4 separate regions of the Homo sapiens genome follow, and all the other regions are linked to region 1. The links are chromatin contacts, found by Hi-C or POLR2A ChIA-PET in ENCODE. All regions are on one chromosome and are shown on one strand. The core of a region is the stretch at or near the end of the contact, and the rest is flanking DNA. Distances in the headings are between cores, read along the strand shown. Region 1 holds the start of CEP170 (centrosomal protein 170). Region 2 has its middle 9.1 kb from the start of MIR3916. Region 3 holds the start of CHRM3-AS2 (CHRM3 antisense RNA 2). Region 4 holds the start of CNST (consortin, connexin sorting protein).

Evidence for each region. Hi-C counts contacts between places; a loop is a spot of excess contacts on that map. ChIA-PET counts read pairs that join two places held with the same protein, here RNA polymerase II (POLR2A). Pooled maps may share reads with other maps.
Region 2: a loop to region 1 is called in a map of CD4-positive, alpha-beta memory T cell, with 9 times the contacts of the local background. The contact joins the enhancer-like site here to the promoter of CEP170 in region 1. A Hi-C loop is called at or near these places in 2 of 168 maps with a recorded cell type or tissue (CD4-positive, alpha-beta memory T cell and naive thymus-derived CD4-positive, alpha-beta T cell) and 8 of 50 pooled maps.
Region 3: a map of naive thymus-derived CD4-positive, alpha-beta T cell shows a loop between it and region 1 (23-fold over the local background). The contact joins the promoter of CHRM3-AS2 here to the promoter of CEP170 in region 1. A Hi-C loop is called at or near these places in 2 of 168 maps with a recorded cell type or tissue (both naive thymus-derived CD4-positive, alpha-beta T cell) and 7 of 50 pooled maps. POLR2A ChIA-PET finds 5 or more read pairs at or near these places in 1 of 52 experiments (CD4-positive, alpha-beta T cell).
Region 4: a map of CD8-positive, alpha-beta T cell shows a loop between it and region 1 (11-fold over the local background). The contact joins the promoter of CNST here to the promoter of CEP170 in region 1. A Hi-C loop is called at or near these places in 4 of 168 maps with a recorded cell type or tissue (B cell, CD8-positive, alpha-beta T cell, naive thymus-derived CD4-positive, alpha-beta T cell and 1 more) and 11 of 50 pooled maps.

The regions. Positions count from the first base shown.
Region 1 is chr1:243,249,007-243,256,530 of GRCh38, reverse strand. CEP170 (centrosomal protein 170) reads left to right here and starts at 1,250. Exons shown (of 20, transcript NM_014812.3): 1 at 1,250-1,491. It overlaps SDCCAG8 (SHH signaling and ciliogenesis regulator SDCCAG8), which reads right to left and starts at 490. Exons shown (of 18, transcript NM_006642.5): 1 at 291-490. The coding sequence starts at 357.
Region 2 is chr1:247,207,356-247,214,879 of GRCh38, reverse strand. No RefSeq gene overlaps it. Among named protein-coding and RNA genes, the nearest start is that of MIR3916, 9.1 kb to the right of the region's middle. RefSeq lists silencers at 3,822-4,081, 4,222-4,431 and an enhancer at 3,916-4,415. Within about 2 kb of position 2,764, at least 2 of the 41 ENCODE cell types and tissues checked have a DNase peak (open chromatin) inside an H3K27ac peak, as active enhancers do.
Region 3 is chr1:239,715,953-239,723,476 of GRCh38, reverse strand. CHRM3-AS2 (CHRM3 antisense RNA 2) reads left to right here and starts at 4,358. Exons shown (of 3, transcript NR_103776.1): 1 at 4,358-4,527. All of the region lies in intron 5 of CHRM3 (cholinergic receptor muscarinic 3), which reads right to left.
Region 4 is chr1:246,562,037-246,569,560 of GRCh38, reverse strand. CNST (consortin, connexin sorting protein) reads right to left here and starts at 3,105. Exons shown (of 11, transcript NM_152609.3): 1 at 2,898-3,105. TFB2M (transcription factor B2, mitochondrial) reads left to right here and starts at 3,300. Exons shown (of 8, transcript NM_022366.3): 1 at 3,300-3,735; 2 at 5,127-5,215. The coding sequence starts at 3,423. RefSeq lists enhancers at 2,501-3,000, 3,041-3,100, 3,331-3,610.

The DNA of each region.
Region 1 (7,524 bases), core at 1-2,500:
AATGGCATAGAGCTATCCAAGAGTTTCTGCTGTCGCCGGTTGAGAAAGATGCCAAGTTAAGATCAAGGAGTTGATTGAGGTAACTACGGGAATCTGAGGAAACATCGTTGCTTAACTGTAAAAACTAAATCAAACTATTTCATCCTCCTCAAGACCACAGCAACATCCATCTTGCTCCTCTGTAGCGTGGACGGGGCAGAACCCAGGTGTTAGGAAACGCACCTGGTCTGCTCCCGCCCACTAGGCCCTGGGCACCTCGGGGCTAGGGACAGAGGTTTGGAGCAACTCACCCCGGAGACTCCGTTGATACTGCCCCAGAATCTCCTCCAGGGTAGAGTTCTCCGGGGACTTCGCCATGCACGCACTCTAGGCCCAGAGCTGGGAGTTACGTGGGGAAATGTCCAGCTTTCTCCCTTCCGAGAACAACAGGCCTGTGGCCGGGGAGCGCCCGCCTGCTTCCTGCCGCGGCTGTCACAGGGGAGCCTAGAATCCCGCACAGAGCTCTTGGGGGCTCTTCCCACCCACTGGCCCTCGCTTTGCACGTCGGGAGTTGTAGTCCTCACGTTCAGAACCTGCAAGCTCGACAATCCTCAGGGCCTTCCAGTTACACTACAATTCCCAGAAACCACTGCGCTCCAGGCGCTAGCTTGGACGGTTTGGCTGCCAGAGCCTGCTGCCAAGAGACAGGCTTGCAGGCCCCGCCCTTTTCCTCCAGCCCAGCCTGGTTTAGTCCCGCCTCCATCCCACTCTTCAGCTGCCTGGACCACCCAAATGACAGAAAGGGCTCACTGAAGGCCTTGACGCTTCGAAATTTGCTAATATGCAGCAGTTGATCCCCAGGCTACTCAAGGACGCAGATAGTAAACTCTGAACCCTGCTTCAGTTGCGAGATTTTTTAAAACGGTCGAATAAATCTTCAAGAAATAGAAGCTCTAAATCTTCCAAACAGCCTAGATTGTAAAGGCGGCCGACACTACAACTCCTAGCATGCCCAGCAACCGGACCTTCACTTGGAGTTGGCGCTCTGCCCGCTGGGAACTGTAGTCCTTGTTGGTTGCGGTCCCACCTAACGCCGAGGTCCTCTTCATTGTTCAAGCTGGTCTTTCGGGGCACGCCTGCGCAGTGGGCAAGCTGGAAAAGCGTGTGGGTGAGACCCTCGCACAACCCCTTTTCATTGTCTGTGTGTGGCGCCTGCGCAGTAAGGGATCGTTGGAACTGGGCAGGAGGGGATAGGGTCCGGCTCCTCGCCCTTTCCCGAGGCGCCTGCGCACTAGGCAGTCGGTCTTTGCCGTTACCGCTATGTGTGGGGCGTGTGTGGAATAACGTTATTGCCCAGCGGAGCTGAGGGCCCCGGAGCTCGACCGCAGCGGCAGCGACGACAACAGCGGCGACGACGACGACGACGAGGTGGGGGGAGGACGGCGTGCGAGAGACTCACGGGACGCGACGCGCCCCGCCTCCCCCGTCCGGTCCCTCTCTCCACGGTAAGGGGTAAGTGATGCGATCGGCTGCTCGGTGTAGGCGCCGCAGCCGCAGCCACCGCCGCGGCTGCTTTCCACATCCTGCTCCTCGGGTTTGCGGCGAGGACTCGGGCGCCGCCCGCCGCGGGGCGGGGGTGCGGGGCTGGACCGCGAAGGGGGCGCTTCCCGGGTGCTCCGCGCGGCGCCGCCACCCCCACCCTCTGCCCGCCTGGGACCCGGGGCTTGACGGGACCACCCTTCCCATCCCCCACCCGCCGCCCCCCGGAGCTCCAGTCCTGCGGCCCCCCGGCTTTCCCGAGCCCCTTGCTGCCGCCTCCGCATCCCCTAAGTGCATTGAATCATTTTCAGCTTTCGACTGGCTTTGTGCAGCCCTCCCCCCTCCGCCGTAGCAGTTTGCGAGGGGTGCGGGCGGAGCATTGGAGGGAATGGCTGCGCTGCCGCTGGGGAAGGGATTTTTCCCCCATTGGAGCAGCTCCCCGGGCCAATCCCTTTTGTGTGATTGGTTTTGGGGTGTGAGGCGGTTGGCGAGGTCAGGCGAGCAACCTTTTGGACGCGTTGGGAGGGCGTGGAAGACGCGGTGTCATGCACCCTGCCTGGCGACTGCACCCCGTGGAGGCTCTGGCTCTGTAGTAAACCCGGGGGAGGAGAGAGTGGCTTCCTGTCGGCTTCATTGTCCTAGGATTCAGATGTAGGGTTTTGGTACGTTTCGCTTCCATTTTATGCAAGCGATGAAAAAATAACATTTGCAGCTGCCTAACACAGGGCGGGAAGACGTGGGATTTGTATACTAAGTCACAGAATCTCTGTTCGGTGGTGTTTCGTAGAGTTTTATTTATTTATTTATTTATTTATTTATTTATTTTGAGGAATGTAAGGAAGACAGGGACTATGCCTGCTGGAGTCCAAGCACTGCCAAGGTGATCAATATAAAATTACTAGGTGACGTTGGAGCCTGGGCTAGAGAGGGCCTGACAACGAAGCTGTTGTGTCAGGGAAATGAACAAGCAGAATTGTTTTTTCATTGGGCAGGTAATGCATTTATGTTCCTGAGGGAATGGATACATCTTTCCGTTTATTTTTTAAGCAAGTAAAACAAACAAAACAACTGGCCCAGTACATTTCTGTTACCGAAGTTGTTAACTCATTTTTATTCTCTTAATGAAAATTCAGCCATTTGGGAGGAATTTGGCGAAGCAGATGATACATTTGATTGAAAATGCATATTTTAAAATGATTTAATCCTTAAGCTTACAATGTATGCAGCCGTTTGCTGGCGTTGCTTCTTAAAACACACCAGAAGAGAGAATAAAGCAGGATGGGGAGGAGCAGGTGGAGGAATAATGGGAGAGGAGAGAGTGACATTATGACTATAGTATCTGGATCTTCACTGGTATAACCCTAACTGGGTATGCTTCAGAGACTTAGGAATTCAGCTCTGGAAACAGTACACTGATGAATAGCAACTTATGTATTTTTCTGTTATTATTTTTTAAAAAGTAAAACTAGGGCTGCCTTTAGCTCTTCCTAACTTTGTAGATAACACGGAAGAGCCCAAGTGCACTTGACAGAGGAAGACACTAAAACTCAGAAAGTTAACTGACTTGTCTGCCCAAGCCAGACAGTTAATCGAAGGCAGAGCCAAACGAAACTCAAGGTCCATTCTGCAGAGTGATCTTTCCTGTGTCCCCCTAGCCCTTTTACCTTGTGAAAATGTATGGAAAGCTTCTCTATGTGCTCCCTGAGTAGGCTGTGACTATCACTGAACTTGATTCTCACCGTGATTAATCTAGTTCTTGCCTTTGTGATGTAAAAGTAGTAATCCTCCTAAAATGGACCTTTACTTTCATAAAGTAACTTACTACATGAGGAAAGATGTCCTAACATGTGCTTTTCATAAAAACGAAGTGTTGCAGTGTTTTCCCTACTACCTAATGGTAGCTACTTAACGGTAGGTTTTAATATTATTTCTTGAAAATCAATAGTATTTTATAATAGTATGATGATCAACTCTATAGGCTGTGTTAAAAATAAAATTTCCGCATAACAAGAACCTATGATGTTTATTTTGCCACAGTTAATGAGTTGTAATCATTAATGAGTTATTAGTGATTACTTTTAACTTAAACTAGAATTTACATTTTAAGATATATTAACTTTATGTTTTTTATTGGGTTGATTTTGCCATAAAGTGCTTTTTTCTTCCCTTATAATTTTAATCGTTTAATTTTACGTTGCATTTTAATAGACTTCTTTAAAGGATTTATTATTTATCTTAAATTTCAACTTTAAAAATCTGTAACTAAATTTCAGTATGTGGGATTATATTCAATCATGCTTTAAATGTATTTTACTGGTAAATTTCATTGTGTTCTGAGATTATTTTGTATGGAAATAATCTGCCTGTTCCCTATTTTAACATTAGAATAGTGAAATTTATACTGTAAACCTTAGCATACATTCTGCATATTAATGCTGTTATGGTACTTTTTAAAATTCTGTGCTTCGTGATTTATTTGATTTGTTCCAAGTATCAGTTTCTTGTTCCTTTTTATCTACTGAAAAAAAGAACTAGTTTTATTATTGTATCTGATTGCAATTAGATAATGCTCATCTAGTACTAAATATTGTATATGCTTAAGCTTTTTTGTCAAAATGTTTTTTATTCCACAAAATTGTATTCCTGAAAAATATTTTTTCTATACTAATTAATAGGTAAAGACTTTTCTTTCTTATCTGTCCCAAACACTGGGATGTTAAGCAGTGTACTCTTCAACTAAGTATCTGACAGACAACCTGATATTTAATTGCTAACTAAAGTATCTGTACAGTTGCAAATTATTCTGGAAGTATAACAAAAGAGCAGTTACGTGCCATTTGAAGAATGCTTGGTGAGTAGATAGTATTGACTGGAGCATTCAGTGTTGATCTGTTTCATTAAGAAATGGGATACTTTTGATGGGAAGAAATATCTTTATTTCATTAATAACCAAAATTTCTAATCAGATACCCTAGGTTTTTATTTACTTACTCAAAAATTTCATAAAGGAGTGTTCAGCAGTGAGTTAGCCATTGTGAGAGATAAAAAACATCTGTCTGGTAGTGTGGTTGATTAAACTGGATATATTGTCCAGTTTAGCAGAAATGTTTTAGCCAAAGCCAGTGACATAGCCAATGTGTGTTGCTGTTAAAGCCCACTTTTATATCAAATAAAGGTGGAAAAACAAAACAGCAAAAGCAAAGTTAAAGAAAACCTCATAAAATCTACTTACATACAAACAGGAATTGCAGAAAGTATAGAAGTGGAAAAGAATCCCAAGCATGCATTGTTGAGGTCTGAAAAACAAATGACACATAGCAGAGAACAAGTCATTTTTTAAGTATATCCATAAGTAATAAATGATATAGAAAATATTACCCTTTGAAACACAATATTTATTGAATCGTTGAATAATACCTACCAAATTTTGAACATTTCCTAGGTGCCAGGAAGTTTATGTGTGTGTGGTGTGTGTGTATTTAATTTCTGCAACAAACTTCTAAATTAAGGTATTATTTTTACACATTGAAAAAATTTGAAGCATAGAGTTAGTGAATAACTTTGCCTCTGCGTTACACATTCCTAAGTGATAGGGCCTATAATTGAACCTTTGTCTTTTTGGCTAAAGCCAAAATTCTTTCTACTCATCTTTTTTAGTAAGTTAAAGGGTACCACTTATTTCCTTACTCTGGTTCATAAAATTTTAGAATTCAAGGGAACTTTAGAAGTCAGCTCATACAATGTATCACCCACTACTAATATCTCTGAGATGTTATTGGGTCCAACTTCTCCACAAACCCTTCCCTGGGCATAGGAAAGCCTGTTTAGCTTCCAAAAAGTGTAATAGGAAGATCTCACTTAAATTGAGCTAGTAGCTGCTTTTACTATATAACTTCTTCCCACTGGTTGCAATTCAGTCTTTAGGAGTAAGATGAAGTAAGGTTTTTCTCAATATATTAGCTAGATTTTCTCTTGTCTAAATGTTAGGACACCTCCAACTTCATATGGTTTCCTTTGCCATCCCTCACATCTCTCAGCTGGATTCAATCAGTTTTGTCAGTGCTATTCTTTGTGTTCTGATCTTGTTTCCATATTTAATTCTGCAGTTATGGTCTGAATGCAAAGTGCAGTGAAATTGTCCCTTTCCTTATTTCAAGCCATACACTTGTGTTTAAAGTCTAAAATTGTATCAACTCTTTAACAACAGTCATCTCTGCTAATTCAAAGCAAAAAGCAGAGAGAGAGAGAGAAATGTTACATGGCTTTTCAAGTTATATTTATGTAATTCAAGGTACTATTTTTTGAGATTTTGTTCTCCTTTTCTAATGTTCATAAATGGCCTTTATTAAATGATAGTGTTAGTAACACCTATTAAGTAATGATAGGTTAAGTTTCTTTTGATGTTGGTCATGGGGTTTTGTTTTATTTTAGTGTTCCTGATTAACCAATAAAAAGTTGGCAGCCTTATGTTGATTCTTAATTTGTTTTCTGAAAAATTGGTCTGGAAACCACTGATGTAGTCAACATAAACCAACATTTTTACACTTAGCTAGATTTCTCCCATTGTGTATAAACACACAGGTGATGTTTTTAAACCAGTATTTTACCATTGCCTCCTATTAAATTTCATCTCCGTGAACGTAGCTATAGTTAAAACTTGAGATCTTCTTGAATCATGATTCTGTCATCCAAGGGATTAGCTTTCCTTCCTGGCTTTTTGACATTTATAAATTCAACAAGCCAAACTCTTATGTCTCCATCCTGGCCATATACTTAATATAGCCAAGGACAAAGCCATGCACATTTATAAATAGAATGAATGTTACATAAATAAAAGATGCTGGGAGGAAAGGTGACACAAAAATAATGAAAACCATTCGGATGGGTTTTTTTTGTTTGTTTGTTTTTGGGGCCTTTTTGTTTGTTTTTGTTTTTGTTTTTTTGAGACGGAGTCTTGCTCTCTCGCCAGGCTGGAGTGCAGTGGCTCAGTCTCGGCTTACTACAACGTCTGCCTCCTGGATTCAAGCTATTCCCCTGCCTCGGCCTCCCGAGTAGCCGGGACTACAGGCACGCCCGGCTAATTTTTTGTATTTTAGTAAAGACAGGGTTTCACCATGTTGGCCAGGATGATCTTGATCTCCTGACCTCATGGTCCACTGCCTAGGCCTCTGAAAGTGCTGGGATTACAGGTGTGAGCCATGGCGCCTGGCCTTGTTTTGTTTTTTAAATTAAAGAGAAAACCATTATATCCTCCAGCAGTAAAGGAATTAGATGAAGTTTACAATATACTGGAGGATATGGATAATTCTTTTACGATGTAAAGTCAAGTAAGGATAGATGCTATGAAGAAAAATTAATCAAGGTAAAGAGACAGTGGTAGAGGACTGCTGTTTTACATTTGTTTTCAAGTGTTCATTCAGGTAGTTTTCAAATAATATTTTGAAAAGAAATAATATGAAAAACCTTTTCACCCTACATCTTATCTGCTGAGTTACCACTTTTGCCAATCCAGTAAGTAGCTATTTTTATTATTTCTTATGTATTCTTCAATGAACTTTATTTATTTATTTATTTATTTATTTATTTATTTATTTTGAGACAGAGTCTTGTTCTGTCGCCCAGGATGGGGTACAGGGGCAGGATCCCAGCTCATTGCAGCCTTGACCCGCTGGGCTTAAGCAATACTCCCACCTCAGCCTGTTGAGTAGCTGGGACTACAAGTGTGCGCCACCATGCCCAGCTAATTTTTTGTAGAGATGAGGTCTCACTATGTTGCCAAGGCTGGTCTTGAATTCCTGAGCTTAAGTGATCCTCTTTCCTCAGCCTCCCAAAGTTCTAGTATTACAGGCATGAACCACCACGCCTGGCCATGAATTTTTCTTCACCTCAAGCAAATATAAATACATATTTTGTGTCCCCTCTATGACACAAAAAAATAGCCTCTTTATCCACTATGCTACACCTTGAGAACTATCTTAGAGTGGTTAGGGAATCCCTCTTTCTGAG
Region 2 (7,524 bases), core at 1,515-4,014, 4.0 Mb before region 1:
AGAGATAAACAATATGACTAGGTCTATATGTATTAAAGAAATTGAATCAATAACTAATAATTACTTACATAAGAAAAAAAGGTCTAGATGGTCTCACTGGTGAATTGTGCCAAACAGTAAAAAAAGAAAACAGAAAAATTGACACCAATAAGCCACAATCTCTTCCAAAAAATGAGAGTAGGGTAAATACTTTCTAAAGCCACTCTATAAGGTCAACATTACCCTACTACCAAACTACATGGGTACATTACAAAAAAAGAAAACTATAGACAAAGAAGTCTCATGATCATAGATGCAAAAATTCTCAACAAATACAAGCAAAGTGAATCTAAAGATGTATTAAAAAATTATACAGCACAACCCACATGGGAATTATCACAGGTGGAAAAGGGTGATTCAAAATTCAAAAGTCAAGTAATGTAAACCATCACATCAGAAAACTAAACAACAAAAATTATTATATTAATAATTGTAGAAAAACCATAAGGCAAAAAAGGGGAAATATATTGAAATTAAGGAGAAAGAAATTAAACTGTCCTTGCTTTCAGATGATATGATTGTCTATGTAGACGATTCCAAATAATGAAGAAAGAGCTGCTGGAATTAGTAAAAGATGATACAAAGGTTGTAGAATAAGAGGTTAATATACAAAAGTCAACCATTTTCTGTATATTAATAAAGAACAATTGGATTTGAAATTACAAACACAACACCACTTTTATAGCACCAAGAAAAACAGAGAGACAAATATATATTATATATATATTTGTCATATATATGTCATATATATATATATGACAAAGATCTTCATGACAAAAACTACAAGTTTCTAATGAAAAAATCAAAGGAGATTTAAATAAATGGAGAGATGTTCTATGTCATGGAAAAGAAGCCTCAATATTGTTAAGATGTTGGTTTGCCCCAATTTGAATTATAGATTCAAACGATCCCAATAAAACTCTTTAAAAGTTATGTAGTCAATAATGATAAATTGACCCTAAAAATTATATGGAAAGACAAATGACCCAGAATGGTTGACAGAACAATGAAGAGTAAATTTCCAGTACTCACACTACATGATTTTAAGATTCATTATAAAGTTATAGTAATTAAGACAGTGTAGTATTTGGAAAAGAATAGACAAATAGGTCAATAGAACAGAATAGAAAATTCAGAAATAAACCCACAAAATACAGTCAACTATTCTTTGACAAAGGAGTAAAGGAAATTTCATGAAAATGGTTTTTTTCAAGAAATATTGCTTGACACCTACACATCTATATGCAAAGAAATAAATGAGACAAAGACCTTGCAATTTTCACAAAGGTAGTTCAAAATGAATCAAAAACTTAAATGTGAAATGTAAAATCTGAAACTTCTAGGAGATAAGACAACAGAAACTAGGACACCTTGGGTTTGACAACAAGGTTTCAGATGCAACACCAAAAGCATGAGTCATAAATGACAAAATTGATGAATTGGACTTTAATCTTGTTTTGCAAAAGATACTGTTAAGACAATGAAAAGACAAGCTGCTGAATGAAACGAAATAATTGCAAAAGACATAGCTGATAAAGAACTGTTAGTGAAAATATATAAAGAAGTCTGAACAACCCAGATGCCAGTCACAAGCCCTGTGGGACCATCTACACTTCTGAGCTACTGCCTATAAATTGGCCCTGTTAAAAATCTAAGGAAAACTTTAAGACATACTCAGATATTTTGCTAAATTGCAGCAGGAGAAAATGTCTTATCAGCAGACCTATCTTTATGTCACTTGCTTTCAGAATAAGAGGCTATTTCAGGCACAGCAGTTTTAGTCTGTGTTAAAATCATAAGCAGCCTAAAAATACCCAAAAATGATGAAAAGAATTTGCAGATATATGGAATACATTTTATGTTTTCAAAGTCTCCTATGATGAAAAATAAATAATGTGTTGTTTGGCTTTGATTTCCTAAACTCATTCCTCAGCTATTTTCCTAAATATTCCATATCCTTCCAACATGCTTCTGCAGTTTCTTGAGGGATGTTATGCCAATGATAAACAGTACCATATGGGCACAAATATCAAAAGAATTCTGCTTCAACAGCAGAAGTATAACTCTCCAGAACCTTGAAGACCCAGGGCAGTTGCATGAGTAGTATGGTCTATGGAGGTACACAGGCTTTGGAGTTACAGTTGATTCTGTATCCCAATCCAGCTGCTTAGTAGCTGTGGGGTTTTGGAAGTTTCTTGACTAGGAACACTTATATAAACCTCATCTGCAAGAAAAGGCATAATGATACTGATTGCAAATATTCTTCATTCCTCCCTGTATACATGTCCTTTGCAAAGTGCTTTTATAGCTGCTCCCTTCAAGAGGCAAAATCTGTATTTCAAAATGTTTAGAGTCTTATTTGCTCTGGTCAACAGAAAACTGAACATATAACAGTGTGCTAGTCTGGGACCTAGGTTCAAAACTTGAGTGCTTTTGTTTTTCTTTCAGAATCCTGTTATCTCTATGATAATAAGCACACATTAACTTGCTGGGGAACGAGATACCACACGGAGAAGAACGAAGGTGCCCCAGTTGACAGGCAACTCACCCCTAGAAACAGCTGCAATCAGCATCTGCCCACACATGTCTGAAGGATCCCAGCTGAGACCAAAAGAATTGCCCAGCTGAGTTTAGCTTAAATTGCTGACCAGCCGAATCATGAGCTAGTAAGTTTCGGTGGTTTGTTATGCATCACTAACTAACTAACACACACACCCATTACAGACAGGATGTCAGAATTCAATGAGAGACTGATTACTAGTTACCTGCAAACAGTAGGCACCCTATAGGTATTGATTTTCTTTTCCCTTTATTTAAATTTGGATCTCTTGTTAGACGGTGGTGAGTTATGTAGAGATACATGTAGATGTGTACACGTGATTGGTGCATAAACTCACCCAGTCTCCCACACCATAGGAGGAAAAAGACAACCAATAGCCTGTTTATTAGCGCCAAGGCCAAATACCAATATCAGAAGTTTGTTTAATCTATTTTCTGTATATCTAAACTTTGGAAGTCAAAGCTGTGGAAGACCTGAAGACTGGGGATTAGGTCCTCCTGGGGGCTCCATTGTTCTTTTTTTGACTGTCTGATTTTTGGGAGGAAGATGGACAGCAGGCGGGGCAGCAATGGTCTACCTGTGGACACTCTCTTTTTGCAGCCCTTGCTCTCTCTAGGGCCCTGTCCCTTCAGCCTTTGGCCTGGGGAGAGACGTTGATAAGGAGGACCGATCTTTCACTGCTGGAAGGAAATGAGGGTTCAGACCGTTCACCTCCCTCAGAGCTGCACGGCAGTGTGACAGCCACTGGCCATGTGTGAGTACTGAGGGCCTGGAATGTGGCTGAACAGAGACGTGCTGGGAAGGTGAAATACAGAGTGAGTTTCACAGATTGACTACCGAAAATTATATAGTTCATTAATATATTGATGAATATTGAGATATTGATCATACATTGAAATGATAATATTTTGAATATATTGGGTTAAATAAATTATTACAATCAGTTTCACCTGTTACTTTTAATGTTTAAAAGGTGGCTACTAGGAAATTTAAAATTCACACGTGGCTTACATTTTATTTCTTAAAGGATTGCCTCCCTTTTTGAAATTTCAGGCTGCCTGATCAAACTACCAGAGGCCAGAAAGGTCATAAAATCTGAAATGTTAAAATCATTGCCATTATATTGTTTTCATTTGTGAATAACATATATATATTATTTATAAATGGATATAACCTTATACAAAAGGTTAAATGAAAATGCCCCCTGGGCTGGGCCAGGCCCAGCGCAAGCAGGAAGCCCTGCATGAAAAGGCTGCAGCCAAGAACCTGTCACTTTGTCGCCCTCAGCCCAGCGTCCGATCACATCCTCCGTCACTCAGGGACTGAGGGGGCGGGGCCTGGAGCCCTATCCAATCAGGGGCGCTGACGTAGGAACCGTCCAATCGGGCGTGCAGCCGGACAGAAGGGCGCGGCTTCCGGGATCTGGCGGGGCCTTCGTCTCTCCTGCCAGCCTCAGCTGGGTCGTCTTCTGTGCTCGGCGTGCTTTGCTCGGGGAAGCTCAGGTGGCCGCCACAGCCTCTTGCCCTCTGACCTGCAGGTATCAGGAGATCCATAGCTAAGCAGCCTGGACACCCGGGAAGCTGGGAAATGGTGAGTATGTGGGCGGGGTCCCGAGGTGGGCAGGGGGCTGATGGAAACGGGCTGGAACTGGCTGTGGCGGCCCCAGGCCTCCCCACAGCTGCCTCCGGAGTCTGCAGACCCGAGACCCCGCTGGACCCGCCCGGCCCTCAGCTTCCCCTGGCCTCAGGATGTGGGCTGGGCCGCCAGCCTCACCCGGCGTCCGGTCCGCTTCTGCGCTCGACTTCCGCCCGGCGCGTCCCCTCGCTGGCAGCTGTGCGGTGGCGACGGCAGGGGCCTGGGGGAGAGCCCCGACCCAGGAGGAGCCACTGCGTGGGAGGAGCTGTGGGCTGTGGGGTCCCAGGCCCTCCTTTCTCCTGGTAAAAATGAAAAGGGAATCAAGGTTTAAACGTTAAAGAGATTATTTGAGCAAAGAGCTGTTCATCAATGCAGAGCGCCCAGTCATGGTTTGTGGGTGCTTGGAGCAAAGGCTTTTGTAAGGGGCATAAGGAAGCGAACCAAATTCAGAACTTGGTTACAGTTACAGTTGTGGAGTCGCCTTATGTGGACTGTCCAGGTGGAAATTTCCTGGTTATTTAATGAGAGGTTAATTGGAGGTTTGTGGTTGGTTCAGGCTGAAAATCGTTTCTTCCTAAGGTAGTAATTTACAAGACATGTATTTCAGTTAGATTTTTTTCCTTAGGAACCGATGGTCCTAGTGCTACTTCAGTCTAATTGATTGCTAGTTAATTATTTTAAACACTCCAGAGGGGGACTGGTTTTCCACTGCGTTTCCAAATGTGTGGCAAGCACGGTCTCACATCCACCATCCTGTCCCCCCAGCCTGTGTGTCCTTTATTGTACATTTCACACACAGTGTTTTCATCATTTTTTCACAGAGCATTGGATGGCACTTTTTTTAGACATCTGTTTTCTGTTTGTAAACATTTTATGTGAGCAGAGAAGAATCACCTGACACACTGCTTTAAAAAAAATCTTTGTGTCTCTTCTTTTATCTTCCCCAGGCACAGACACCTTATCGGAATGTCTTTGGTTTGAGGTTCTGCTTTGGAAATTTTACAAGGTCATGTGTCCTCAGCCACCCTCCAGTCTTTTTCTGTGCCTGGGTTTCATAATTGTCTGGGGGTGACCCATCTCAAGGCATGTTTAGTGAACATTAGCACGTTGTTCCTTTCCTCCCAGAGGACAGCCTCAGTGATGGAGGTGGAGCCTCTTAAGGGAGCAGATGGATGCCCTGGGGCTGAGAGGAAGCTGGTCCTACCCTTCATTTACAAAGCTAACCCCTTAGGACATGCAGATTGTCTTCACCCAACTCCAGCGTCTGTTCCTTGGGGACACATTGCTGGTCAGCCAGTTGGATGCTGATATTGAGAAGAAAAAACAGAAATGATTTCTGACATCTGGATTCTCTCAGACTTGTGAAGGGGGAAAAACTGTTCCAAAGGACAAGGAAGACCCACTGCAGTGAGGGGGCGCGAGAATCTGCAAAGTCAAGCCACTTGGGGCACCCAGTGGGGCACAGTGTGGTGGCTCCTGGGCAAGGCGGGAAGGTGGTCAGTGAGCAGTATGGAAACAGAGGAAGGTCCCAAGTGATAGGACGGCCTGACTTGGCACTTGAGTCAGATTTGTCTGTGTTCCAATCAGCATTGCCACTTCCTGGGTTTTACACCTTGAAACATTTTTTTCACTTAATTCAACCTTAGTTTTTTATTAACTGTCAATTGCATTTTAACAGTAGAGTTTCAAAGGTAAGAAAATGTTTAAGAGGTGGATTTCAGAAAAGACATTACATATATAGTCAAATATTCACTTGTTAAAAATTCTGATTTACCTTTTTCTTCCCTAGAGTATAGTAAGTTTGTCAGGCCTGTTCCTTTTTAGGGGTGATTTTAAACAGAATCCCAGGGCGTAGCTGTGGGAATGCTACCAGGGAAAGTAATAGGGAAAATCCTCTTCCAGTATGGCTATAGGAAATGAATACATTTCCACAAAAAAAGTAGTAGATTAATTGGTGAATTACATTGCTTCATCAAAATATTAGTTCCTCTTTTTTGCAGGGTAGAGGACTTGTGGAGTTGATATCTCTATTATCTAGATGTCTGAGTTTAATACTGAATTTTACAAGATGGGACTTGGCATCTCCTAGATATGTTCATATGTGATTGTTTACTGAATGATTTGAATTACGGAAATAATGTGACATGTTTATTGTCTGAAACTGATAGAGAGTTTTGCTTTTTCTATTGAGGTATACAATGTAAGTGCCTTATAATTTTATTCTCTTAAATAAACACTGTGTTTGAGTGATTTTGCTGGATTCTTCAAACACTGAGCATTTTCTCATTTACAACTAAGTGAATAACCCTGACTGGGAAATAGAAGTCGGAGCCCAGTGACTCTAAGCCAAGGCCAATCTTGAGCCTGCAAAACAAGGTCATTGAAGACCCGGTTAGTTCTTACTGGGGAGCCTCCCCTGCAGGTGTCCCAGCCTGCACACCCCAACATGAAAGGAGCACTTTATACTGAGAGGAGCTATAGAGCCCTAGAGAGCTGGGATCCACAGGCAGATGCTGTTGGGGTCGGAGTCTGGAGGCTCTTTCTGAGGATGGAATTGTTATTGTTCTGGGGCTGTTTCTAGACTTTGTCAAATAAAACAAATTCACATTTAGATAAGAAGTTACTTACTTCAAAGGAGTATTACAACAGAGGGAAAGCACCAACTATATCTTCCAGGATCTCAAAGTTTAGGCAGACAAGGGCTTTCTTTCGTTTGGAGGAACAAACCAGAGTAGAAAGGTGAGAGTGAGAGGACAAGATGCAGGGTGGCAAATCAGATCCTAGATTAGAGAAAGTTTGACTCCCAAATCAGCCTGTTCTTAGGAGGGGCATAAATAGGAGTTGTATGTTAGCTCAAGCAAAGGGTGGGACAAATTCATGGGCCTAGGAGAAGGAGAGAATCTTAAGCAGTTTTGTTAATAAGTATTTTGTTCTAACAACTGAAGACAAAATTATTCAGCTGACTGTTTATAGGGGGAAAATGGGAATTTGAGAGTCTGTGCCTGGCTTTGTGATAGGTATAAGAAGGAGCTTCATCTAAGTTAGAGGGGTGTTGCTTTTTATTAAGCTGTTCTTGGAGAACACAGAGCTGAAGGATTTCATTAATCACAGCTATTTACCTGCTCCATCTTCCCCCACCACTTTCCATTGCCATATTCAGCTCTTCCATTTGACTGTTCCTGAGTTGTATCTTTTACAATAAACTGGTAAACATAAGTACAGTGCTTTGCTGAGTTCTGCGAATAGCTGTATCAAATTATTGAACTTGAGGAGTGGGTGATGGGAGTTTC
Region 3 (7,524 bases), core at 3,109-5,608, 3.5 Mb after region 1:
ATTTATTTTGAAAGACAAAGTTGAAACAGTCCAAAATAAGGCAAAATATAATTTGATTCATGTGATCTCTATTAAGATAATATACATTGTTAACCTTTCAAAGAAAAATATTGACAAAACATTGACATTTAAAAATTAAAGCTATAATTAATTATACTTTAGAATGCATTTATTTTTTTCCTTATTTTATCCTTAGAATACCTATAGAAATTACTTAGGCACTGTTTTATCCTTATTGAACAGAATTGTTTCATGTATTTAGCATTTCTGGCAAGTAATTGAGTGCTAGTGCCTGGTGTATAGCTAAATAAATGGACATAGTTACCTCTTATTAATGAAAGCCAGTTTAGATATTATTGACATTCCAACTCAACAGTATTTCTCACCTTACAGAGGTGAAATGAGAGATAGAAAGCAGAGGATACTGAGAAAATTCAAAAGTCTCTATTGGCTCCAAGTGCTAATCTAGGTACAATATATGCATCAACATGGAATTTTTGTACTTTGAGGAAAACGAATTAGTACAGTGATGACATAATCAACCAATTCTAGTTGATTTTTATTTCTCTTTTGATTTTTTATATTCCCTAGTTGATACATGTTCATATTTACCCTGGAATGTGTTAACAATGAAAAAAATAAGTTATAAGAAATATGAGATTCAATAAGGTACAATCATGTTTATGAATGTTCTTAACCATAAATGCATAGCTTGTCCAGGCCAGAAACAATTCAGTTTCTGAATTCAATGCCACTCTTGAATATGTTAACTCAGTTCTAAATGAAATGCATTATTTGTACAAAGTTCTACTTAATATTTAACATAATGAAGATTGTCAATTCCAATACATTTGCACTGCAGAAAATGCATTTGTATTGCTCAGAGTGCTTAATGAGTAATAATGCAATGAAGAAAAACCAAGACTAAGAGATGTGAACTAAAAACCAAAGTCACAACTCCTATAGGCAATGATATTAAGACTAGAACTTAAGTCTTAAGATTTTGTTATTTGTGTCCTTTTACTGTTAAATTGCAAGAGGAAAGTCTTTTTAAGGTAGCAAAAATAATATTTGTGGGGAGGAGACAGCAATAATATCTGTTCATGCAACTAACTAGGTATATGTGAGTGGGTAGGCACATAAGGCCAATGGGCACTGGGAAACATGTCTGTCAGGTTCTTTCTGTTTTGTTAGCTATTGAGTCAACCTGACTGAAACAAAGATGCATTTCACAAGAGTGAAAATTGGTTTCAGTCAATCCCTTTAGCATTTTCCAGGTGACTACATTTTTATAAATCGCCTGACAAAATCAAGCAGTTACATTGCTTCACAGACTTTGGCTGGAACATTAAAGGAACTGAATGATTTATGGAGGAGAAGATCAAATAGGTTGTGTTGTATCTAAATGCCTGTCCCATGAACCAAAAGCTGAATGTGAATTGGCAAATTAATGATTTTTCATTTTCTTCTAGGATTTCATGGTTTGGAATGCCTTGTGTTGAAGGGACACATTTCACCCCTTTTAAAAGTGCATCTTAAAAAAAAGTCACTGTCCTGCAAATCTCCCACATCAGCTCTGATTTCCCTCGCTCACCTGCTGCAATATTTATTTTTTCATGCCACACCATTACATTGCTTTGTTTTGTTTGTATTTTTCTCCAATTGTTTCATGAGTGCCTATGATACACACGAGTGCATATAATCTGAATCAGATTATATAGTAAAGACTTCTTTTGTACTTCTCATACTGTAGAAAGATAATACCTATTGGCTATTCCATGATGAATTTTCTGTGTAGGAATTAATTCAATACATGTTCTTCATTTGTACTGACAATATGTAAAGGACATTTTTGAGTCCTTTTCAATCCTTTAGGAGGGCAGCTCTTCTGTACTTCATTAAAATACAAACTCTTACTTTGATTTACTTTCAGCTCTAAACCTTGTTCTCCCTGTTAATGAAATGCATTTGTATCATGCATGAGATACATACTTCTTATTATGATTTAGAACCTTCCAAAACATTAATGTTGCTCAATAGAATTGCCATACCTAAGATTTAATACCATGCCTATCATTTTCTTGTTTCTCATTCTCTCCATCCTGAAGTACCGGGATTCTCATATAAGTAACTTTGCCTGAGCTTGGGTAAAAGTTGACTCCTAATGTAAGGTGAACTGGAGAAGAACATTTCTTTCACCTCTTTCCCTGATCTTATCTTTTTTATTCAGCATTCCCTCTAAAGAGAATTTCACTCACAGAATTAGAGAGAGACTCTGTACTCTTTTATCGTATCACTTTTAGAAACTAAAACCCATTGGATTTTTTGAGAATTAGGAATCATTATACTGTGCAGAGTTTGGGCTTTTTGACACATTTCCATTCCTTCAATTGAGCACTCCTTTTATTGGATCACTGGAATAAAATCATGATTATTAAACATGTCACAATATACAATTCTCATTTTATAATAATTTATGAAGACCTTGCTTAAATATATGTTCTCAAATCAATTTAAGTTGAGCACATATTAAGCAAAAATAAATTTAAAAATGCATCTTGCCTCTCAACAAAATATTTCCTTGCCTGAGTTGTTCAAACTCCTGCAGATAAAGCATATTTAAATAAAGATAAGGGGCTATCACTTGCTCTTATTTTCATTATATTCAGGAGATGACCACTTTGATTATAAGTAAGAAGACTTAAAAATACTCATGATTTCCAACATGAATTACAGCACTTAAGACTTTGTCTTCTCGTTAAATCATGCTTATTCGTGCATTTTATATAAAAACTCTGGAGAATAACTTAACAGGAAATCTAAAATAAGAAAAAGAAACACTGAAATTCCCCAAATCTCTATAGATAAAACCCTTTAAGGCTTAGGATTAAGCATTTGAAAATATCAGGAGCATTTAAAATATGTTCATGCTTAGCTTTCTGTTCACTTGCTATCTGCAACATGAAAAGTCTGGCGTTGAGTGGCACGAGAGCATTACTGTTTCATTTTGATAATCCAAGTTTAATTTTAATACATCTTTTAATTTTACTTTAATTTAGGTTTTTTTGGGGTTTCAGAGGCAGAGCACTACTTTGTTTCTGACTAAATGACAAAAATCATTAACTGCCAGTGACTATATGAACATGATGTGAACAATATATGCAAAGAAACTAGGGCAAAGTTTTTTGTTTTAGAAAAACATATACTTATATTCTATATATTCTGAATGATCCTCATATAAACAACACAACATACAATATCTCAAAATGTTACTACAACACGGCTCATTACTTTGCAGGTTGCAAACGCAGCGTGTAAATCCTTTCCTCTCAACCATAGTAAGTAAAGACACAGATACAACACGGTTTGCAAGTCTTAGCTCTGCTCTGTAAACTTACTGCTATCATAGGTCTTCTGCATAAGTATTTTTAGTGCCCAGTTCCTAGTTCAGTGCTTAAAAATCCTGCCGATCCCTGGGTTGGAACAAAGCTTTCGGAAGCAATTAACTGCTTTTGCCATCCCAGGTGCCAAACACACACACAATGTCCTTTTATTTGTGGAAATACACACAGATCTATTCTGCATGTGCTCAGAGCTCAACACAAATATCACCCCTTTCCCACAGGCAGCAGGAAGGATGTGGTTTGAAGGACATAGTTGCTTCATCTGAATGTTCAGTTGTTCAAAAGATCTCTTGTTGCTACGCTGAGTTGCGGCTCTACTACCTACGTTTAAGAAGATATAACCAGGCCGTGCCCAAAATCCCACTTTTATCTATTTAAACAGGCATTCAAGTAGATCGTGCAATTCTTTGCCCCTTACCTTCAGTGGACACATGCTGAAAATGTGTTCATAATCAAAAGACATTCCCCAGAGCTGATGACCCAGTAATTCCTTACGTATACAGGTCAGCTGCAACAATACCGTACTAAAATCGCCAGATGAAATGGTCAGAATTACCCGGTGGCTTGATAAAATCAGCTTACTTTGAGTCTAATCCAAGGATAAATATACAGAAAGCTCCAAGCAGTGGAAACTGTAATCACCTTAGAACTGCCCCCTGAAACTGTAATACTGCCAGGAAAACAAATATTTGCTGAATTATAGGGTGCTATATTGGTTTTACCTGAATGCAATTAAGGGCTAAATAACTACAAGCTACTGTTTAAAGTGGACAGGTATAACCAAGAGCAGGGGACTAATTCTGCCAACACCACTAACACCAGTCCCCAAAAACCCTAACGATACACTCAGAACAAGCAAACCAGTAGATCTGATTACCAATTTCACATATCCTGCATTCTTGGAGCTCACCCATTTCATCATTTCCGGACACTCAGACTCTAACTAGGAACACCTAACTCATAGCCCTGTATTTTGCTAAGTTTTTCCTCTACTCTTGAGTCCTCCTTTAATCTATAGAGTGTTATTCTACACTGGACCTCTCTCTTATTTTTTGGAGTCTAGCATCTTGCATCTTCCTGGAGCCCCAACTAAACTCATAACTTCTAAGCTTCTAAGAAATATGTAAGTTTTTCAACTCTGTACATTAAGTCTTTTTGTGACCTTAAACTTACCTTAGAAAAAGATGTACTGTTAGTTACCAACTGCTTCTTCAGCCTTGCGTATAATGCCTGTTCCTCTTTATGACTCCCCTTCAAACTTACTAGCTCATGAGGATCTGTAATTTAAGAAAAGAGCTTTGGCAACAGGGTAGTTAAATTGCTACTAGTGGTTACTTCTGAATGACTTCAAGTTGATTCTTTCCTTGTGTTTTCTTCAATCACTTCTTATTTTTACTAATCAGTGTCACTATGTGTGAGCTATGACACTCCTTAGAACTATGCAAGTAGGCTTCAAAAAAAAAAGAATGGAAATTTGATGAAAATGTTTTACTGCTAACACTCAGCTAGAAATACCACCTCTGAAAAAGTGTACAAAACTCCATGTACCAGGTGGAATATTACTCCTGACCCAGAGTATTATATAAACATCTGTATTTTCTTCCCCAATTAGAAACAAATAGCTCTTGATGAAATGTCTGTGCCCTGGTCCTTCAGAAGTCAGTATCTGACTCTAAGATGCCAGGAAAATTTCACCTTGTGTCATGTTTCACGCTGAGGAGTTTGTATAGCGCTAGTGTAAACCTTGGTCTCTAAGACACATTCCATGGTGAATTTATTTCAAATTCCAAACTGAGTTTATTCCATTTCACTCACTTAAAATTCCAGTTGTGATTGGAAAATATACACTTCATTTACCTTCTGCGCAGTGTTCAATGAACCGCTTGTCATGTTTCACCCTAGTAGGTTGCATTTCAATCCTGAGTGTGTCTGTGTAGCAGCTGATTAAAGCTTTGCTATTATTTGTAAGGGATGTTATAACATGCACTGTCATCTTTCTTGGCATTTTTTGAAACGGTAACATGAGGATTCTGGCAAAATAATATGGTAGTTGCTACTCTTTCCTTACACCTATACCATTTACTTGTCAGTAAACAAAATCATGTTTTCAATGAAGTAGACAAATAGAAAACTCAGCTTCCCTATCCTGTTGTATCTTGTGCCACTCTCTATAAACTGACATGGCATAAAATGACATAGCTTGATAAACTGCTGGAGTCAAACACAGATTACTGCCATTTAGCTAGAGCAGGACACGTCACTTGAGGACACGGCCCCAAGGAATGTCAGTTCTAGAGGAGGAAGGATAGAACCGAAATGAGGGATCTGGTTCTTTGTTGTGTGTGGCTGAATTTCCCGGACATTGTTTAAGGCAGAAATGACAGGTAGCATAAAAGAGCAAACCTTACCTTAAGAAAGCAGATTATATAAGCACCCCCCTTGAATCCCAAATTCCTGCCACACTAGGACTTTACCACATAGGTTATTGCTCAGATCTGATGAAATGTTAACTCCAATCCGTAACCAACTGATAACAACCAAAAACCACATTAGTCATTATTTACTAAGATAACAACGATAAAAATCATGTGTGTGTGTGTGTGTGCGTGTGTGTCTTTCCTTGAGTTCTGTATCAGGATTTTATAATGCTGAGAGAGTTGTCTATTAAGAAACATGTTTCAACTTTATTCCAAAGAAATGGTCCCCACTACTCTCTGTGAAACTGTTAATGTCCAGCATGGCTCTTGTTATCAACAGGATCTATTCTATGCTTTCCTGGTACCAGCATAATTAAGTCAACAAAACTGGTTGCTTTCAAAGCCAATAACTATTCAAGGCTACTTCCTCTGCAAGGGCACAGTTTTAATACACCCATAAGCCTTATTCAGGATCTCAATCTTTTGCAGTTGAAAAATGAATCCAAGAACACCGTTAGAGAAGCTCACAATTCAACTCAGATCTTACATTTGAACTTTTTCTTTTTTGGAAAATGTACTCATGGTAACTTTATTCATGCAAAAAAAAAAACTGGAAGTGATTGAGAACATTTGTTTTTCTGGCATTGAGGACATTTCAATTATTGTCCCTTAATATGTCATCTCATAACTATTATCTGGAACAAGTATTCTTCAAATATGCCATATGGATGGTTAAAATCAAAACAAACTATTAATAACAAATCTAAACAAAGCCAAACAACCAAATACACATACAAATAAACCAAATGAACCCTCCTGTACATTCTCATTTTGTCAGAGAGCTACATCCCCGCTCCCCTTGAGCTACGTTTGGGCCCCTCCCTTCTTCTAGCAAGGTTTTTTAAAGTTTAGGTTCTTCTTTCCTTTCCCTTCTTCTCCCTTCTCCTCTTCCTCTTCTTTTTTTAATTCTATTTTAGGACCCACTGGTTAGCTTTCCTTATTACCAAATTAAAAATATTATTTATTCACTCTCTTGCAAAAAAAGGCTCTTTTGAGAGTCACACTGTTTAGCTGTAAACATCATTTCTCCCTGTGAATGGCTGGAGTCCCAGTGAAGCCTTCTACATTTAACAAAGGCTTTGGTACATGGCTTAAAGTCTTAATATCCAACCCAAGATCCTGGATGACGTCAATGCCCTTTTCGATTATCAACCAGCACCTGCTTTATAGCTCCCTATTATTCACTACAATAGTCTTTTTGAACCTCCACTCTGCTTCAGCCAGTCACAATCATGGAGACCCCAAACTTGGCCACCTCTATACTTGTTCACTCTGTGAAGTTATTCTCTAAACAGCGCCAACCAACTTTTCAACTCTACCGACTTTGTATTTCCACTCCATCAGTTCTACAACCTCATTCATATCTCAAATCCCCTAAAAGTATCACTTTCTTTACTTCTAAAAGCTCCCTTTGGCTCTACTTTCTTCTCTCTTTAACCTAGACATCATAGCCTATCACTTCAAACATCCTCCTGTTAGTACCCACTTCTCGTTTGAATTCTTGTCGTCCCTCCACATTTTCCTCCAGAATTTCAACCCAAGATCAATGCAATTATTTTATGTCTGTTTTCATACACCTGGGTTGCTACATTCTGGTTAACTTCATGTGACTCTGCAGAATGGTACTGGTACAAAGCCCTGGT
Region 4 (7,524 bases), core at 1,856-4,355, 3.3 Mb before region 1:
AGAGACTTAGAACTCTCTTCCTGCATAGAAACTTCTCAAATTAAATACCGCAGTACTTCAGGAAGAGGAGTTTTTAATTTACCCCACAGAATCAGACTCTCAGTGTAGGAAGACAGCTTAAAAATCATGTGACCATCCTATCATTTGTGCTGCTCAGTAAGGTAACATTTAGCTACATGTGACTGTTGAGCACTTGAAATGTGGCTTCTCCAAACTGAGATGTGCTGTAAGTATAAAATACCAGATTTTATAGATTTAGTATCAAATAATGTAAAATATCTCATTTTAAAAATTGATTTCATGTTAAAATAACATATATAAGATTAAATAAAATATACTACTAAAATTTTACCTGTTTCTTTTTACTTTCTTAATACCACTACTAGAAAATTTTAAATTACTTATATGGCTTGCATTGTATTTCTATTGAAGACTGCTGCTACAGACCTACAGCCTTAATTCTAACAGCAAGCAAGGACTATCACTTGGCATTTCCCAATTACAGTTGTCATTTAAAAGCCAAAAGAGGCTGGGTGTGGTGGCTCATGCCTGTAATACCAGTGTTTTGGGAGGCTGAGGTGGGAGGATTGCATGAGGCCAGGAATTTGAGACCAGCCTGGGCAACATAGCAAAACTCCGCCTTCACAAATAAATAAATATATTTAAATGTAAAAAGCAAGAAAAAAAGTATTTTAAAGGCGTGGTGGCTCACGCCTGTAATCCCAGCACTTTGAGAGGTGGAGGTCGGAGGATCACCTGAGGTCAAGACCACCCTGGCCAACATGGCGAAACTCCGTCTCTACTAAAAATACAAAAATTAGCTGGACATAGTAGCAGGAGCCTGTAATCCCAGCTACTCGGGAGGCTGAAGCAGGAGAAACTGCTTGAACCCGAAAAGCGGAGGTTGCAGTGAACCGAGATGGCACCAGCCTAGGCGACAGAGTAGACTCCATCTCAAAATTACTTCAAAAAGGCAAAAACAGCATAGGATAGAAAACCACACTTCTTAAGAAAAAAGATGGGAAATACTGCACACTAATCAAGTTTTTCTAATAAAGTATGTCTAAATCCTGATCATAAAGTTCATCTTTAAGGTGAAATCAACATTCTCAGCACCTGGGACCTCAGAAAAAAAATAAGATGTACAAAAATCTCTTATTATTCAAGTACCTTCAATTACAAACAAGTGAACCATCAACACTGTAAAAAGGGAATATTATAATGTAATTCTCTTTCCCAAAACCAAGAGAAAATAATAACACTCAAAAGCAAAATAAAAAATGACATCAGTTTTTCTAGGACTCAGTAGGCTAACTTTGGTCCACAAACATTATGAAATAAGACAGTGCATTTTAAAATAACTGTTTTGTTTTTAACCACAATGTGTTTATTTTTCTTTTTCTCTTTTTCTTTCTTTCTTTTTTTTTAAGGAGACAGAGTCTATGTTGCCCAGTCTGGCTTCGAACTCCCGGCAGCAAGTGATCCTCCCACCTTGGCCTCCCAAAGTGCTGGGATTACAGGCATGAACTACCATACCCAGCCACCACAGTGTTTTTTTTAAAAAGTCAGAAATTCAACGACACATTTCTATGAGTGAACCATGAAGACATAATTCTATTTTATCTGATTTAAAAATATTTAGGACTCCAGGTCCTGGAGGGGGAAAAAAGTGTATTTCTGAATCTATGAAAATGTTTTTTAAGGGGAGAGGGGGAGGCAGCTCAGTAATGGAGAGAGGTTCAGAGGATGCAAAGTCACCTCTAGAAAATTGTCAGTGAGAAAACTGTACGAAAAAAGAATTTAAGCAAATTAAGACCAATGAGTGAGTCCCCACAGTTTGCACAACAGTTGATGAGATATTTTCTATGATGTCCTAACAAATTTATAATACACAAAAGGTCATATTTAGTTGTCAATTCTTTATCCGCTTGAGCTTCATCAGATGAGTATAATCTTCAGACTATTTGCTGGGTGATACATTCCTTAGGAACCTTTTCCTCGTGCATTTAAATGCCAAACTCAATTACACTCTCAGTAGAGTAAGCAGAAAGGATTGTACGTATTCTAAGACACGGAGTTGATTGGCTGCCGTTTCTTGCCTTGGTGGTAAGGATAATGGGTAAAAGCTCTAAGTTTGATCCTGAAACACGGAAAACACTCTCAAAGAACCGTGTCTTCTAACATTGCCCAATAGGTAAAAAAAAAAAGACTGCCAAAATTTCCATTACAGCATCCTATTTTTAGTCTTCAAAATTGGGTCTTTTAAATCGCATTCCACAGTACGATGTGTTTGACTAAGTTTACATAAGGAATACAGTAAGCATCCTAAAGTCTTAATCTTTTTAAGCTTAGAAAGGAATTGTAAGCTTTTACATCTTCATTTTTAATCTTAACTTTAAGTCTTTTAAACACACAAACTGAAAAAATTAAGGAAAATATTGGCCCAGAGAGAGGAATGGAAGGGAGACACCACGCGGTTCTTGACAACCAAAGTGGTAGTGATGGGGGGGACCAGGTGTGGGGGGGAAATGAAAACCATCCACGAGGGTGGGGAGAGCGGGCTGTGGGCCACACAACAGAAAGGAACGGAGACCGTGGAAGCCGCAGGCTCCTCCAGGAGCCGGGTGAGGAACGACTTCTGGCGCTAGTCCCCTAGGGAGGGAGAAATTGGCGCGACGCGCAGCAATAGGAGACCCACAGTAGCTGAGAAAGGAGAGGAAAACAGGCGACCTGAGAGGCGGAGGAGGTAAGGGGACCGGGCTACACCTCACCCGGAGGGCAGAGGCTGCGCGGCTGGAGGAGGACAGCGCAGGGGGAGGAGCGAGAGGCTTCCGAAAGGCTTTCCATCCCGGCCGCGAGCCGGCGGGTCCCCTGCATCCCGCTCCTCCTCTCCTCACCTGGGAATCGGAGGCGCAAGGAGGGCTACCGCTGGGCGCCGGGTCTGTTTCCAGCCCCACTCGGCGACATGGCGGCCGACGTGCTGTCACGGAGCTTGCTCGGGTCTCCCCTGGCTCCGGTGGAGGAGACACCTCTCGCCTTTCCGCCCCGCCTCCCTCTGCGCACCCCTCGCGGCTGGCCGGCTGGAGGCTGGCGGCCCGCGACCGCGGAGCATAGAGCACTGGCGGCTAGAGAGGAAGCGCAGAGCGCGGACAACCATAGAGTACGAGTCCGGACACCAGCCGGATGGTCGGTCGCTCTCCTCAACGGTCCACTCACAATCCTCGGGCGGCTGAGCCGAGGCGGAAGCGGAAGTGAGGGAGAAAAGCAGGAAGGCTCCGCTGTTCGCATGCGCAGGCTCTAGTGTTTACTTCCGCTTGACCTGGCCCGGACGCCAGAAAATGTTCCACGTGGGATACCCTGCGTGGGGTTCACTGTAGTAGCTGCACTAGGTGATTCTTGGAGCGGGCCTGAGAGACAAGGACATGTGGATCCCAGTGGTCGGGCTTCCTCGGCGGCTGAGGCTCTCCGCCTTGGCGGGCGCTGGTCGCTTTTGCATTTTAGGGTCTGAAGCGGCGACGCGAAAGCATTTGCCGGCGAGGAACCACTGTGGGCTCTCTGACTCCTCTCCGCAGCTGTGGCCCGAACCGGATTTCAGGAATCCGCCAAGGAAGGCGTCTAAGGCCAGCTTAGACTTTAAGCGTTACGTAACCGATCGGAGATTGGCTGAGACCCTGGCGCAAATCTATTTGGGAAAACCAAGTAGACCTCCACACCTACTGCTGGAGTGCAATCCAGGTGAGTCCAGCTGAATTGCATTTTCTTGGATGTTCATCATTTATTCAAACGTATTGACCCTCCTCGGGGTGCTATTTTAGATACTGGGGGGTCTTTTTTGTTGTTCTTTTGCTTTGAGACGGAGTCTCGCTGTGTTGCCAGGCTGGAGTGCAGTGGGGCGATCTCGGCTCCCTGCAACCTCCGCGTACCGGGTTCAGGCGATTCTCCTGCCTCAGCCTCCCGAGTAGCAAGAACTACAGGCGCGCGCCACCACGCCCAGCTAATTTTCTTATTTTTACTAGAGACGGGATTTCGCCGTGTTGGCCAGGATGGTCTCGATCTCTTGACCTCGTGATCCTCCCCCCTAGGTCTCCCAAAATGCTGGGATTAGAGGCGTGAGCCACTGCGCCCGTCCAGATACGGGTCTTTGTTTGAAGCTCCTTAGTTGGAGAGATTGCCCACTACATAAGCGTAGAGTCTGTATCGTTAATGACACCACAAAGTATTTCTGTAGCAGCTTGCACTTTACACAATATTTTGATAAAACATGCTCTTAGATCTTATCTCCCCAAAAGAGTTGCAAGCCTCTGCCAGCTGAAAAAATGATGTTATCTTATTCTTCCGTGCATTCCCTATAGACCATAGCAGGATGCTAAGAACACAAGATTTATAGGCTTTTTGAATGATAGTTTTTTAAAGCACCATTTCATATCACAGGGAGTCAGTTCTGTTTAGGCTTGACAATCTCTTTGATGGTTAAAGCATCCGTGTAGTCCGTGAGGAAGTGATAGGCTAGAGGCAATCTATTTTGCTGTGACTTTTTTCTTCTAAGAGGTAGTGAATCATGGTGATGAAGAGTGCAAGTTTTGACCTGGTGCGGTGGCTCACGCCTGTAATCCAGCACTTTCAGAGGCCGAGGCGAGTGGTTCCCTTGAGGTCAGGAGTTCCAGACCAGCCTGGCCAACATGGTGAAACTCCGTCTCTGCTTAAAATACAAAAATTAGCCGGGCGTGGTGGCGGGCGCCTGTAATCCCAGCTACTCGGGAGGCTGAGGCAGGAGAATCGCTTGAACCCAAGAGGCAGAGGTTGCAGTGAGCCGAGATTGCCCCACTGCACTCCAGCCTGGGTGACAGAGTGAGACTTCGTCTCAAAAAAAAAAAAAAAAGAGTGCAGGTTTTGCAGTCGCTGACAATGATTTCAAAGCCAAGCTGCATCACTTTTGACGCTGGAGTCAAATAAGTATATATAATCTCCTGTTTCCTTATATGTAAAAAGGAGAGTGACATCTACTTTGCGGATGCTGTCAGATTTAAAAACCAGGTAATAACGTGTGAAACATCTAATGAAAGTTTGGTATTGAAAGAGATTATGTTTCTTGTACAAATAAACTTTTCGTTCTGTTAATGTGCCAGGTCCTGGAATCCTGACTCAGGCATTACTTGAAGCTGGTGCCAAAGTGGTTGCGCTCGAAAGTGACAAAACTTTTATTCCACATTTGGAGGTATATTTTTAGTTTCTCAACGTATGTTATTGTTTGTTCAACTATCTGTGAGTGGTTTAAGGAAATGGAATTAAGCACACAGTGTTTTACATAGAATATCTTTTAGGGAGCCATCTCTGAAATATCTTGTTTATTCCCAAAGACTAGAACACAGTTAATATTCAGTGCTGTTGAATGGCTGAAACATGAGGAGTTCTAAGACTTGTTTGCTAGTTCTAGGTCGGCTACAGCCTAGTTGGGTGACTTTGAACAAAGCGTATAACTGGCATCCCTAGGCTTGTTTCCCCATTTCTACTAAGCTGCGCTGTGCTCCTTTCTTCTGTGAGCTTGGAATCTAATTGGAATAAGTGCTAATATTAGGTTAATGGATCTGTGTAACCTCTATATTTAGGGTTTGAAAGGCAAGAAAGGTTGGCATACAAATTAAGTATTTTATCTGAAATGCTTGGGAACACAACTGTTTTGGATTTCAAATTTTTTCATATTTTGCAATATTTGCATATACATAATGAGATATCTTGGGGATGGGACCCGAGTCTAAAAATTCCTTTTTTGTTCCATATACATCTTATTCATAAGGCCTAAAGGCAATTCTGTATAATATTTTAAATAATTTTGTGCATTAAACAAAATTTGTGTACATTGGACCATCAGAAAGCAAAGGTGTCACTATGTCACCCACCCATGTGAACAATCTCCTTGTTTGACATCGTCATCATCCCTGACTTTTTTTTTTTTTTTAAGATGGAGTTTCTCTCTTGTCACCCAGGCTGGAGTGCAATGGTGCGATCTCGGCTCACTGTAACCACTGCCTCCCAAGTTTAAGCGATTCTCCTGCCTCAGCCTCCCAAGTAGCTGGGATTACAGGCGCCCGCCACTATGCCCAGCTGACTTTTGTATTTTTAGTAGTGACGGGGTTTCACCATGTTGGCCAGGCTGGTCTTGAACTGCTGACCTCAGGTGATCCACCCACCTTGGCCTCCCAAAGTGCTGGGATTACAGGCGTGAGCCACCATGCCTAGCTCCTGACTCCGAATTTATATGCTTCTGATAAGCCATCATTTTCTTACACTTATTCACACATGAGTGCTTAACAGTAGAAAAAATGACATACCATTAGTACAGTAAAAAAAAAAAAAAAAAGTGTGTTCAGAGAAACTAAGCAGCACAGCAGCATCAGAATCCCTGTGTCAGCTGTTGAACAGTGGAAACACACAGCGGCAGGCTTTCAGTCTCCTGGGATGCTGTGTTTTCATTGAAAGGTTACTGTACACCACATTTTATTTTTTCTTAAGAAGAAACATCAGAAGCAGCTGAGGGACCAGGAAGCGGGTCCGTCAAGGCTAAGGAGACATTCTGCCGGCCGGCTTTTAAAAATGTTTCCTGTGGGCCGGGCGCGGTGGCTCACACCTGTCATCCCAGCACTTCGGGAGGCAGAGGCGGGCGGATCACTAGGTTAAGAGATTGAGACCATCCTGACCAACATGGTGAAACCCCGTCTCTACTAAAAATACAAAACTTAGCTGGGCGTGGTGGCGCATGCCTGTAGTCCCAGCTACTCGGGAGGCTGAGGCAGGAGAATCGCTTGAACCCGGGACTCAGAGATTGCAGTGAGCTGAGATCACACCACTGCACTGCAGCCTGGGCGACTGAGCTACACTCTTTGTCTCAAAAAAAAAAAAAAGTTCCCTATGGAGTCATCTGCCTTATTAACAGTGGTTTTTGTCTTAGATGACTCCCTTCGATTTTTATAGACTGACCTCATCTTCGTGTTGTATACCTGCATTTTCACTGCAAGCCTGTCACAGAAGGTCGGGTGTCAAATTTTCCACTTTTGGCTTCATGTTGACACTCAAAAAGTTTCACATTTTGGAGCATTTCAGAATTTTTGGATTAAGGATGCTCAGCCTGTAGTCAGATACAGTTGCATAGAGTGAAGGCATCATCCAAATAGATTTTTCAGTGATTGTGCTTCTTAAAAAGCAGACACATTTACGTAACAATGAAGAAGTGGAAATCCTTTGGGTCTTTAACCAGTCTCTTACTCTCATTCTCCTTCCCTCTTTTATAATCTTCCGTTTCAACTTAGGAAACTTATATTTCTCTATGCCAACTTTGTGAAACCATGCAGAATGGCTGTATCCAAAATTGCATGACAACAAAAAATTGTGAAAATGTCTGTCAAATCCAGTTGTTTAATTCTTTTAAAACTATGAGTATGAAATTATTGTTATTCTACCACTTACTGTTTTGAAAAGAGTTCAAGGTTTTAGCTAGGTTATTTAATTGATGTTAAATCTGAGGGAGTT